Linked DNA regions of Mus musculus: region 2 is linked to region 1. The links are chromatin loops, found by intact Hi-C in ENCODE. Cell type or tissue: gastrocnemius. All regions are shown on one strand. Links, peaks and the distances in the headings refer to the core of each region. The heading gives the core; the rest is flanking DNA. Region 1 overlaps Ppfibp1 (PTPRF interacting protein, binding protein 1 (liprin beta 1)). Region 2 holds the start of Gm15767 (predicted gene 15767).

Evidence for each region. A loop is a pair of places that touch in the nucleus more often than their neighbours do. Peaks named below come from ENCODE experiments on the same cell type or tissue, not always from the same donor. Only the 100,000 strongest peaks of a DNase experiment are listed, where the experiment ranks them.
Region 2: a loop joins it to region 1, with 6 times the contacts of the local background. A loop is called at or near these places in 22 of 42 quality-filtered maps.

What each region holds. Positions count from the first base shown.
Region 1 is chr6:147,004,844-147,011,778 of GRCm38, forward strand. Ppfibp1 (PTPRF interacting protein, binding protein 1 (liprin beta 1)) reads left to right here. Exons shown (of 31, transcript NM_001355728.1): 14 at 1,005-1,159; 15 at 5,129-5,244; 16 at 6,020-6,076. Among named protein-coding and RNA genes, the nearest start is that of Rep15, 24 kb to the right of the region's middle. In gastrocnemius, for the core only: no CTCF peak of the experiment used is centred there; a DNase peak (open chromatin) is centred at 3,494; H3K27ac peaks cover 260 bases.
Region 2 is chr6:147,237,030-147,243,964 of GRCm38, forward strand. It overlaps Gm15767 (predicted gene 15767), which reads right to left and starts at 6,772. Exons shown (of 2, transcript NR_157237.1): 1 at 6,610-6,772; 2 at 5,186-5,835. In gastrocnemius, for the core only: a CTCF peak has its summit at 3,401 (motif pointing left); a DNase peak (open chromatin) is centred at 3,373.

The DNA of each region.
Region 1 (6,935 bases), core at 1,200-6,199:
GGCATGCCTATAGTCTAAGCACTTTAGAAGCTGAGTCAATTTTTGATGCTAGCCTGGGCTATGCTGTAGGAAGACAATTGTGGGGGGCAAAGAAACAAAACAGCCTTGTTAAACTCTTTAGATAGGTTTATGGTTTGCCAATTGGCATTATTTAGAGATAAGAGGTTTTAAAAGCATTCTTTCCATTTCTAGCATTGTGTTCTACAGTTAACCCTTTACATCTTGACTGATGCTAAAACTTTTTCAAGCTTAGTGCTTTTGGATATTTGGTTTCTTTTTTCTGTCAAGCCTTTCCTACTTTAAAACGGCATCAAAGGATTGTTTTGAAGGATCAGCTGTCATTTTTTTTATCATGCTTTTCATTTTGTGTATTTCCCGAAGCACAACAGTGATAAGAAGTACCATGTCTAAACGGCGACACTGTTGTTACCCAGAGTTAGATAGTCACACTGGGATAGACAGGTACATAGGTGGGTAGATACATAGAGTAGATAGGTAGGTAGGTAGTTAGGTGATAGGTAGTATATATATAGGTAAGTAGGTAGCTAGATGATAAGTAAGTTAGGTAATAGACAGACAGACAGACAGACAGACAACTTATGTGGGATAGGGTCTTACGTAGCCCAAGCTGGCTTTGAACTTGTTATGTAGCTGAGGATGACCTTGAACTCCTGATTCTTCTGCTCTCACCTTCTGAGTGCTAGGATTAAAGTTACACATCACCAAACAGGGCTAAACTAATACTTATGAAGCCTAAAAAGAATTAAAACAGAATTACAGCCAGCTCTTGAGTCCCGGAGCTTAGTTGCTTGCAGTTTAAGATGCTATATCCTGTGTTCTGTGTTGCTAATTTACATATGATGACAGGAGGAAGGCCTGTGTTTGCTTATACTTTGGCTGGCACTATAGCTCAGTGGTACAGTATATGTTCAAGAAAAAGAGAAATGCATCATTCCCATTCTTCCAAAAGTGGACTGCATGGTCACCTGCTTTTTCTTTTCCAGGTCAGGATAGTGAGTGTGAGGGCCTGTTCCATTCCAGCTCTATCTCCACCCTGTTGGATGCACAGGGTTTTAGTGATCTGGAGAGAAGCACTTCTTCTACGCCAGGAATGGGGTCTCCCAGCAGGGACCTGCTCCACACGAGTGCTCCAGAAGAGGTACGTGTGGGATTCTGACACTTTATGTTGACGGGGCAGTGCCTATACTGCTGTATACATCGCCAGTGCTGTGTGATGTGGGTTCTTTCCAGCAGTATTACCCACTGGTCTATTCTGGTAGCTTTTGTGTACTGTTGGTCTCTTTTCATTTTTAAATGTGTGCTTCCCTCTTTTTAATAAATGCCTTGGACAAAGTTAAAATTGCTTATAAAACTCAGTAAGAACAAGACAGGTAGGTTGACTTGTGCCTATAATTTCAGCTGCTGAAGAGGCAGAACATTCCTTGGTTAGAAACTTGAGAGCAGCCTAGAAGGACCCCAGTCTAAAAAAAAAAAAAAAGTGATCATCTTTGAGGTGGATACCCCAAAATATGAGATTATAGTTTATTTTTCAAAGACAGAGTACAAACAAGTCAGGTGAGGGTAAATAAGATTAAATCTAGTTTTGATGTTTCTGATGACTCAAAGTTTTTAGGCTTGGAAAAAGCAATCAGAGGGCATTGGAGTTTATTCACTTCCGTTCATGAAGGCTTCAGGAGCACCTGTTCATTATCTACTATCCAGCGCCAAACTGGCTGGATTGTCATCTTCCTGAGGAGCCTGCAGGGTGGGCAGCATTCAGCAGGAACACCTCAGCTCTGTCACTCAGCTCAGGAGCAGCAAGCAGCTTCTCACTGCAGTACCTGGTTGTTGAGGCAACCTGATACCTGAACCCTGTTCCACTGTACCCAGGCTGGACACCCCCCCCAACCCCTGAGAAGACCAGGTTTGCATCCCCTGACACGTGGCATCATTGGCATGCATCCCTGCTGCAGTCACAGGCCAAGCAGACTCACAGTGAGCAGACTGTCTCTAGTGTCTCAGTGATGTCACAGTGAAAAGAAGACATGGTGCCACCATTTTGGAAAATAGTCACCGTTTCACCTCCTAGGTGAATCAGTTTGCACCCTTCTCACATATAAAAGTCAGCCTTTCCTTCTCCACAGTTCTGCAGATGTCCCTCCCAGGAGCATCGTCCATTCAGGTTGATGCATAGGGGGGCCCCTCAGTAGTTCCTAGAGTATCATTCCAAACAACATACAGAGCTGGGAGCAAAGCAGTTCTCTGTACCCACATACCCAGCGCGTGTGGTGAGTCAGGAACAGGGTGACTTCTGTTGACACTCCTGCTTTTTTAAAAAGGGAAGAACGGAGGCGCCTGGTCATCCCTAGTCCATAACAGTCCAGCCCACTAGGCAGATGATGTCGCTTCTGTCTTAGAGACCACTTTTAGGCTCACCACTCTTCACTCCAAGTCTGCTTTCTTTTCCCCTCTGAGTATTTTCAGATGAATGTTGTCTCAGCTCTGCAAAGTGCCGTTGAGGTCCAGAGCATCCTTTAATTTCCTGTGGTGCCTATCCATTCGAGCCTGATTTTGGTGCATTGCCTTTAACAGTCAGAATCCTCCGCATTGAGAGCTTGTCCACACCTTCCTTGCAGCGTCCCAGGGCTAAGCTCCCTGCATGGCTGCTGGACTGCTGATCATGTGTAGTCTGATCAAGGCAGCAGTGTTCAGTCGTCCACAGCCTCAGGAGCCCAGGACTCCCCCAGTGCAGATTGGTCTTTGCTTTGGAGTCACTCCTTAACTTTAGTTTAATTGCTATCTGGAGCGACTAGGAAGTAGGAATGTCCTGCTCAACTCAACAACAGGCTCACTGTGTGCAACAGTTGCTTCCTCTCGACAGCTTCCCTCTCTTGTTTTCTTTCTCTCCTAGCTGTGGTTGATAATCCCACAACGAAACAGTAATGTTTGGTGATGAGTCTCCTTTTCTAGTACTTTTTATCTTTCCCCCTTTGCATGAGTACACTACACTGAGCTACATCTCTAGTCCTGAGCAAGTAAAAACTGAGTTGAATGAAAATTAATTCAAAGAGAAAACAACATAACACTTAAATGTTAGAAAGTACTAAAATAGTTCATCAATCAAGATATTAATTATGAAATAAGATACAGGGGAAGTTTCCTGCTTGTTAAATATGTTTGTATTATATTGAATTTATATTGAAAGGTGGGAAAACCAAACTTTGTTTTATTTTTGAGTCAGAGGCTCACTTTGTTGTTCAGGCCAGCATAGTGATCCTCCTGACTCAGCCTTCCAAAAAATAACCTTTGACAGTGTGCACATTTAGAGAGGAATCGCTTGTATATGTAGAATATACTGAATTGTTCTTCAGTCTTTGCTACATGAATCTCAGTTTAAAAATTTGTTTTTATTTATTTTGTGTGTATGAGTCTTTTTTCTGAATGTCTGTACACTGCTGCATGCAGTTCCCAAAGAGGTCAGAAGAGGGCACCAGATCCCCTGGAACTGGAGTTAACAGACACCGTGCCCACCATGCTGGGAATTGGAACACCATCCCTAGGAAGAGCAACCAGTGCTCTTAACTGTTGAGCTATGTCTGCACACCTTGTGAATTCCAGCTTAATGATGTGTAGTTTGTCATAAATGATGGTTCCGAACTGAATAAAAATAGCATGAAAAATAAAAATAAAAATTAATAGAATGCAACCAGAGTTTTGAAGAAAACCAGGAAGAAAAATTAAACTGAAACATTAAAGTTTGACACAGAAATCAAGAGAACAGGTCTATGTGTTACTGTATTTTCCCCACGGTTAGGAGTCTAGGGAAACAGTTGAACTTCAAGAAATATGGGTGAGTGCTAAAGAGATTACCCAGCATCAATTGCAAAGATTTCAATCAAAACCAAACGGGGTATATAGAAAGAGCCCCATTTTAAAAATAGGGTAATCTCTTTAACACTGCACCAGGCCAGTGCAAGAGAGCTAGGCACACCTGTAATCTCATAGGAGGCTGAGCTCATGGCCAGCCTGGACTACATAGGAGACTGATCAGAAAGAGAGTTAAAAAAGAGGTCATGAATGTGGGAGGGAGGGAGGGAGGGAGGAAGGGGGAAAAGGAAGGAGGGAAGGAGAGAGAAAGAGAGCAGTTAGCAAAGGGAAATACATGGAGGGCAGGAAAGTGAAGGGGGAAATATAAATTTTAATTTAAAAATTATTAATAAAAATTAGAGAGAGGGGACAGAGAGAACTGTGGCTTGGAACATAGCTCAGCACTGGACTATGTGGTAGGTCAGCACTACAAATAATTAAACGAGGAGCCCACTGGTTACCTGACTTGGAGTTCACACAGGTGTTTCCTTTGTGAGTTCTTGGTGCCGATCCTACTCTGTTCTCTAGTTCTCATACATTACCAGAAAACCCTAGTGTTAAAAATCCTTCAGGCCGGGCCGTGGTGGTGCACGCCTTTAATCCCAGCACTTGGGAGGCAGAGGCAGGTGGATTTCTGAGTTTGAGGCTAGCCTGGTCTACAAGGTGAGTTCCAGGATAGTCAAGGCTACACAGAGAAACCCTGTCTTGAAAAAAAACCCACCCCCCCCCAAAAAAATCCTTCAGACTCCAGCCCTAGGCCCCAGAGGTATTTGAGAAAATTATATCCATATTTCATTGTTTCTGTAGAGTCTGTTCTCACTGATTTTAATGCATTATTCACCAGATAGGATAGTTGAACATAGTCAACTTGTTCACGCATGAAAAGAACAATTAACCAACATGATGCATGTTATGTGTTAGACGTGTAGTAGAAATAAAAATGGAAATGGTACTTTGTTTACAATATATGTCGACCCTGAGGAGTCAGTACCTTGGCACTGGCACTCCGTGGGCTTGCCCCGTGATCGGGACATGGTACTTTTTTTAGTTTAGGTATTTTACTTTGTTATTCAGGATATTTGCTGTCTTAGGACCAAATTTAATCCTTTCTCCACAGTGCTTGCTCTCATCAACACCTTGTCTAGATGTTTGTAAATAGAGTTCCAAGCACTGGTGTATTTTGTAGACCAATTCTGTGATGCTTTGTTGCTCTGCGGCATGTGTTTTGATTGGTTTTCTTTTCACTTACATCTTTTTACAGTTTCACACCAGCGTCTTGCAAGCTTCAATCCCTTCACTATTGCCGCCATCTGTGGATGTAGACACTTGTGAAAAACCCAAGTTGCCTACCAAGCCCGAGACTTCATTTGAAGAGGGGTATGCCATTTATGGACTAGCATTGTGGTATAGATGCTCAGAGAAATAGAGCAACCACAGATAAGGGCACGTCACACTTACTTGCAGACACAGGTTTCACCGTCTGTTTTGCAATGATGAAACAACGGGGTGACAGTGGAGCCTGGAAGTGAGGGATGAGGTCAGAGCAGCCTTTAAGGGCTTGGGTATTACTTTCTAGGCCATAGATGCCTGTGAATAGTCAGCGAAGCAGGCTGAAGAGTGAAGTCAACAAACAGAAACACGGCTGTCTCTCCATAGGCAAATCGATACTTTGCCAGAAAATTCTCAAGTGAATTGCCTAACCTTGAAATAGACTTAAGAAAATATTTAAACTTAGATTCTTCTTTGCAATATTTTTTTTTAACATTTCCGTTCACTTAGAACATGTACAGACAGGCCCCAGCTAGGACAGCTTGCCTTGCGATTTTTTTTTTTTTTAACTCTACAATGTTGCCGTAGTTTCACTTCTGCACTGTTTTGACAGGTATGAGGTGGCCAGCACACCCTTTAACGTAGACTCTGTGGGAGAGATTTTTTTTTTTTTTGCCCAGCTGTAGGCTAGTGCGGTACTGTAAATATGAACAAGGAAGGGCAGACCAACTGTTTTTGGTTGATTAAGCAAAAGTCACTTTGATTTAACAGTGATTTGAGCTTCCTATGGGTTCTTTGGGACTTCACCATTGCAAAGCTAGGTGTGTCTGTGCGGTTTTCAATTCATGCCGTTAACAAATGCTTTTTTAAAAATATATTTTAGTGACGGAAGAGCAATCCTGGGCGCTGCCGCTGAAGTCTCCCTGAGTGATGGTGTTTCGTAAGTTGTATATCCTTGAGTATGAAGTGTGATCGAGGCTTCAGAAAACCGGGGATCTTTTGTGTTCATGTAACCATTACACAGTGACCAACTGGGTCATGAGAACTCAAGTGCGCAGGTCATGACAGGAGGGGCTGGAGGCTGATGTCACAGAAGCTCTCCACCCTGCTGTCTCAAGCCTGACGGTTGTAAATCTTTAGACACCGTCACCAGTTCTCATTGGGAGTTCAGCACTTTTAATTCATTTTGTGCTGATTTGTTATGTTTTATTCCAACAGGAAAGAATCCCAGAGAACTCGAAGCTGGCAGAGCTGCTTTCTGCACTTACATTTTAATAAACTGGCCTAATGTGAATGTTTACCCAAGTCAGAGTCTGGATTAGATTAGGAAAGCCCCAAACAACCAGGAAAGCCTATTTTCAGACAGAGTTCGCATGAGTTGTTTCTGTTTCTCTGTTATCTTTTATGGTTTTGGCAGTCAATATGACTGACAACTTACGTAAGGGGGAGAAATGCCTTTAAAGGTTTTGTTGCTCTAGCTCTTTTGGAGTAGATTCCTTCTATCGTCTCTTTCTCTGCTGTGCCTTCCTTTTTTATCCTGCATTGCTGGGGATCAGGCCTCTGGTAACTCACATGCCGAGCACACTGGCACTGAGGTACACCCCAGTGTCTCAGGTTGTGAAACTGGCCCCGTGTTTGTGCATTTAGTTTTTGAGTCGGGCCATCTCCAGCTGTGTATAACTGAACACTACTTATGAGAAAGAGAAAGTTTCTGTGATTTACAGGCTCCTCCTGTCTTCCTAGGGTAGCAAATGAGTTACCTTGGGCAATAACACGGATTCCTCTAGTGCCCTTTTTCA
Region 2 (6,935 bases), core at 565-5,564, 230 kb after region 1:
ATGTGCTGTCTTCTTACCTCAGCTCCTGAGTGCTTGGTTATAAGTATGAGCCAATATGCTTGGCCAAGAATGATAACACTATTAATTATTCAACTATTTAAAGGCCATAGCTTCTTATTTGTAGCTAATACTTGACTCTGTCATCTAATGTGGTACAGGCACTCATGGGAGTGTTTCTTCTCCTAAAGACGAGTTCGCTTTATCACATGGCAAACAATAGACCCAAACACATTTATCCTGCCAAACAGGCAGAGCCTCAAGCAGAAAACAGTGACACTGCTAAGCTGAGCTTTCCCTAAATCCATTAATCAGCTACAGTTTTAGAGGAGAGGGGCCAGCCATGCACAAGCAAAATGAAGACATTCTTCAGTGAACTTTTTCAAGAAAGAAAGTGAACGTGGAAAGAAATCCAGGAAAATCCTGTCTGATAAGGGACACAGAATATACACTTCACCCTTGAAACTCATCCTTATATAACCAGACTGAAAAGCCAGCAAAGGCATATATAGGCTGTCTCCAGAGATATGCTAAATGCTGAAGCCATTACAGATGTGCAAAACCCAAGGAAAAGACAAGTGCACACTCATTTTGTGGCTGACAAAAAGAAAGGTGCTGCTGCTGATGTGGAGAAACCAGTACCCTTTCTCACTCCTGACGGGAGTGTAACAGGGTTCTACTACTTTGGAATGAAGTTTGAAAGTCCCCCAGAAAGCTAACTACATAGCCAGGTGTCACTATAAACATGTGTATATAGCGATCCCAGCATTAGAAGTGGGGCCAGAAAGACCATGAAAAGTTCAAGGCTAGCCTGGGCTACATAGGAGGTTCCTCTTGGCCAGTCAGGCTGTATGCATAGGAAGATCTTGAGAACCCTGTCCATCCACGGGCACAGGTAGGCTTGACATCCAATGCTAATTCTACCAATCACAGTCTGTCTGGTCTTGGTAGCTGATGGTAGTCTATGTGTCTAGTTGATGTAATTAGCCATATAGACAGTGGTACTCTCTACCTTGCAGTCCTGGTATAAAGAATTAATGATAACCTGTGTGAGGACACAGTTGGGTTCACAGCATACATTCAGCGGGCCATAACTATTATAGTTGATCACAGAAATTCATAGAAAATAAATTTAGTAATACGCATCAAAACCATAATGTGTTCACATTACTTGATCTCAAAGTTGAGCTCTGAGCTCCACAGGCACATGGAAGAAAGTGTACCACTATACTGACTAGCTAAAGGATGGCATAGTTTCCACAAAGCATGGTAACCGCGTGGACAAGTTTCCTTTTAAAATGTGTTTCAGGCCAGGTGAGTGATACACACCTTCAATCTCAGCACTCAGGAGGAAGAGGCAGAAAGATCTCTGTGATTCTGAGGCCAGCCGGTTCTACTACATAGTAAGTTCCAGGCCAGGCAAAGTTACACAGTGAGATCTTGTCTTTTTATTTTTTTTTTTAATGTCTTGTTTCAATGTGGTGCATCAAAGGATAGAATTAACAGAGTGAACAGACAGCATGAAGATGGGAGATGACATTTGGAAATCACATATCTGACAAGGGGCTAATAGCAGAACAAACAAATAAATAAATAAACAAAGAAACAAGCAAACAAGAAACCAACAAAGAATGCTACAACCCAGGAACAGAAAGATGACTTACCTGATCTAAACATGGCCTGAGGAATGAATGTTTCCCTAGATGACATACAAAGGGGGCAACAAGCGTGTGAGTAGCTGTGTAATATCTTTGTATAATCTTAGAAATACAAATGAAAATCATAGCATTTTATTGTACCTATTATCAAAAAGTAAAAGATAAAGTTGATGATGACTTGGAGACGCTAGAATCCTTGTCCTGTGTTGGTAGGAATGAAAATGGCACAGTTGCTAAGGAAAAGAGTGCAGAGTTCCAAACAAGCAAACAAACAACAACAAAAAACAGAAACAAAACCCCAAAACCTGACTGTGACACCATGAGACCGAGATGGTGACCTGTAATTATCAACCTGATATAATTTAGATTCATCTGGAAAAGAGTCTCGGTGAAGGACTGTCTTTATTGACTGGCCTGTGAGCATGTCTATGGGGCAATGTCTAGATTACACTGAGATGGGAAGACTCAGCCCACCATGGGTGGCATCATTCTCTAGTCAGGAGATCCAAACTGTAAGAGTAGAAAAACAGCTGAGCGCAAGCAAGCAAGCAAGCAAGCAAGCAAGCAAGCAAGCAAGCAAGCAAGCAAGCAAGCAAACAAGCAAACAAGCAAACAAGCAAGCATGTGTGTACTTGTTTCTCTGTATTCCTGACTATGGATGTGATGTGACCAGCTTTTTAAAGTTCTTATCTTGGTTACCGCCCCCCCCCCATGAACTGTAATCTGAAAATATAAGCCAAATAAGTCCTTTCTTCCCTGAATTGCTTTTTTGACTGAAGTGTTTCATCACAGCAACAGAAAGAAAACAAAAATGAGAGTATATATATATCCAGAGAAACTGAAAGGGTGGTAGAAGGCTACTGGCATACCCGGGGTCACAGCAGCATTATCATTACAGACAGCAGGGAGAAGCAACATAGATGTTCACTGATGGATGAGTGAATAAACAAAATGTAGCAGTTGGATACATGTTTATCCCTAAGGTGGAAGGAAACTGTGACACTGCTATAGTCTGGACGACCTGAGCATGTCACATAAAGTGAGCCAGCCACAAAAGACAAATGCTGCATGACTCTGTATGATTGCGGAACCTAGAGTCACCAGAATCACAGAGAGTGGAATGGGATCGCCAGGCTCTGGGGCAAGTGTGATTTTTGGAAGAGTTTGAAGGCTGCCAGATTTACCTCTTCTGGAATTTTTACACAGAAACACGTGTCACAGAATTGGCTGCATACTTAGAAATGGGTGAGATGGTTTAAAAGTATTAGGTGTTCACTACAGTTACTAATTGAAAATATGTAGAGAGATTAGACCAATACAAATTGAGTGCTTTTGAATGCAAAGTGAGAGATGATGCTGAAAAACAGAAGGCTGGAAGCATCCATCAAGTCTCACTGTGGGAGGCATGGAGAAACCATAGAGAGGGGGAGGCAAGGTAGAACACACCTGACAGCAGTGTTGGGAGGATCAGAAGCAAATTCTATGTTTGTATAACTAGGTAAGAATATGTAGGAAAAACTACAGAGAATAAGCACATGAGCAGTTTTTATCCTTCCTGAAACATTCTCTCTCCCTCTCTCTCTCTCTCTCTCTCTCTCTCTCTCTCTCTCTCTCTCTCTCCTTTTCTGCTTTCTCTAAGCTGCCTTAGTGCGTGGCTAGCAAGAGCTCACAGAAATCTATCACGGTTGGGTCTTTACAGGGTGGCCGACTCTGGTGCTGCCACCTACTGGTCACTCCCAGGCCGTCATGGATTTAAGCTTGCCCAAACCATTTTGTTTCAAGCCAAATAATTAACAATTTAAGAATTAGACTGAAATTGTTTTAGTATATTATCTTAAGAGGTATCTCTCAGAAACTGGCTCTGGTGAACTCTGCCTGTAAGTCTAGCTGCTCCAGAGGGGCTGAGATGGGATGACTGAACCTTCAGCACATGGCCTGGAGAATAGAGAGGGCAAGGCCAGCTGGAGCAACTTTGCCAGAGTCTGTCTCCAAATTATAAGTAAAAGGGAGCTGGTGCTGTAGCACAGAGGTGGAGCACTCACATACACATGGGAGGCCCTGAGTTGTTGGGCTTTGTTTTTGTATCTAGGTAACATATAAATTCTGAAAAAGCACAGAAATGTATAAATGATTGTCTGTATCCCAGAGCCACTTCGTAGAATAAGATTACAGAGCAGATACATCCTCCATGGCTTGGATTCTGATAGGGGTCCCTTGGCATATTGACAGAGAACAGAATGGAGAAAAACCTGGGGGATTTGATTTCAATTAGTTTGGAAAGTTCTGGGTTTTAAAAAGTAAAGCAAGGTCATTTTCTGCAGAATTCCTCAGGAATTTCCCCAGCTGAACACCAGGATTTTGTACCAGGCCATGCCTTTTGGCAACATGTGTCAGTTAAGACATTTTTGGGAACACAGACACTGATCGACGTCATCCTGCCTGCACTCCAGAAAGAGACCAGTAAGTTTTTATGTCATTTCAAGAGGGCAGGGTAACTTCAAATATTAGGTAAAAAAAAATAGGGATTAATAATTATAGTGGCAAGTTGATTGGAGCCAATGGGCATTTCAACTTCAATAATCATGGCACTGTGTGGGTCATGGCACTGTGTGGGTCATGGCACTGTGTGGGTCATGGCACTGTGTGGGTCATGACACTGTGTGTGTGGATGGGTAATGCATATGCTAATCTTCTCCATAACATTGCTGTGTGGGTCTGCCAATGGTTTTCTTAATCTTGGCCATTTTTAATTTCATTGTGGCCATGTTGTTGTGATCTCTCGCAGATTCCTGGGGGAGCAAGGCAGAGAATTAAATCTATTAATCTCGAATGAACTGCTCTTAAGAGTCTGCAGTGCTGACTCAGTAACTATTGGCCATTTCTTTTGGTTCTTTCTCAAAGTTAACATTGATTAATTCTGAGATTAGGCTTTTAGTATTGACGTAAGCCAGAAATTGAACTACAGTCACCCCATATTTATAAGTCCAGTCATTTCAAGGCTGTCCTGTGGTACAAGGCTGGGTCGGTGATGATGTGATGGATTGGAAGATGGGAGGGAAAAACGTCTTGAAGCAGCTGGACCTTGAGCATGATTCAGAGGAGAAGGCTGTGGTTAGGTTGTTGTTCCAGAGATATGGAAGAGACTGAGTAAAAGCCCAGAGCCAGGAGAGGAAGAACCCAGGGCAAAAGGAGCCATACAACAACAAATGTAGCTGGTCTGGAAAGTGAAGGCCAGGACAGAGGGAATTGTGAAGACAGCCAGAAAGGGCTTTGAAAGAAAGACTCGGATATGTGGGTTTGGCTGGAGGTGTAGCCAGAGTAAAGCTCCAGGTCATTAGAGGATAAGGTTAAAGTGATAAACATGGGAAAGAGGGAAAAAGAGAAAGATAATGCCTGTGTAAGTGTAGAGTCCTACAAGCACAGTGAGCCCCGATACATTTCTCATAGACTTGAAATTGGGTAAGTGGGTATTTGTTGGATGGGTGCACAGGGATGGGCGAGGATTGACCAAATAAAGGAGAATTACAGAATTAGTTATAAGAACCTGTAATCAACACAGTGTCTGTCAGAGACTTTCTGGGGGAGACCCAAGGGGAATAATAGTAATTGTGAACACACGTGTGGGAATGAGGTACGTGCAATGCCAGCCACTCTTGTGATGAAGTCACAGCAAAAGAGGGAGTGCACATAAGATCCTTGCTTAGGAAGAGGGAGTGCACATAAGATCTTGCTTAGGAAGATAATGCATTCACACTCCACAACAAATCCTTACTGCATGTTGTACTACTGGTAGAGTGAAAGATATAGTCCCTGTAAAATGTGTAATCTCTCATGATATGGATATAGGGGAACAGCCAGCAGTTAACAGTGCAAGAGAACACCTGTGGGGAAAACCAATGCAAAGCCAGCCTGGAGGGCTGGATGGGAACATGCCCAGTAGGGAACAATCCTCAGGGAGAGGTGAGTCACAGCATATGCAGTGGGGTAGGCACGTCCATTAAGGAGCAGTTCCCAATCACATCAGAGAACACTGATTCTTCTCTAAGGAAGGCTGCTTTTCTTCATGGCTTTCCTTTAGCACAAGTATGTTGCCTGAGGGTAACTGGTAACTGATCTGGAAGAGAAGGGAGATCCTGATGGCCCCAGAACTTTCCATTCTTTCCTTCTGTGCTGTGGGAGCCTGTAAGAGGGACACACAAGACACATTGGGTTAGGGATCAGGTACATAGTGCTTGAAGAGCAGGTTGTAAGAAATCTGAAGGAAGAGTGTTGATTCTGATAAACTTGGTAACATAGGGACCCTTGAGAGGCCATACCTTTATAGTATGGCTTCCTTCCCTGTCATGGAGAGCTTCATTCCTGCAGAAAGGGAGATGGGAAAATGCTGACATTCTTCTTATAGAGCACAAGTTAGCAAAGGAAACAAAAATCTATCCCACGAGGATCAGAAACGCCAGAGAAGAGATTGTTGTTTTCCGAGATAGGGTCTCTGTCAGTGCAGCACTGGCTGGCCTGGAACTCACTATGTAAATTTGGTTGGCCTCAAACCCACAGAGATCCACCTGCTTCTGACTCCAGAGAGCTGAGTTGAGATTAGAGACGCGTGCAACCACTCCTGACAGCATTGTTGTTTTTATTATTACTTATTAATTTTATATAATAATGTGTTTTCTTACACACACACACACACACACACACACGATATATTTTGACCATATTCACCCCCACATTGCCCTCTATTTTTCCCTCTTAACTCATATTAGTCCCCTTTCTCTTATCAATGAGCTCCCCCTTTCCTTTCCCATCTTTTTGTTAGATGGTGACCTAGTGAGTTTAATTAGAATTGTTTACAGAAGCACAAGAGCTTTACCAGGTGTCACACTACTTAAGAAAATCCCTCTCCCTCCACAGCAATCACCAACTGCTTATAAATCTCAGAAGAATGGGGTCTTACCAGTCACTCCCCACTCGATGATGTGGACACAGCATACTCAGAATACAGCTTCTTCCTCTAGCTCTTATGTTCTTTCCACCCTCTTTTCCGTGATAGTCCTTCAGCCTTGAAAGGGGATGACAGAGCGATCTTACGAGGCTAGGAACTCAACAGTCTCTTCTCAGCACTTCAGTTAGAGATGAATCTCTGAAATACCCCCTCCCCCACAGCGTTTCTCATCAAAACGCTGACAGAGGCATTGAGATTGGGTGCCTTTGATCATGTGATCATCCCTGAGCCAATCACTGTGGCTGGGCATAAAACATTTCCTTGTGTGACTAATACTA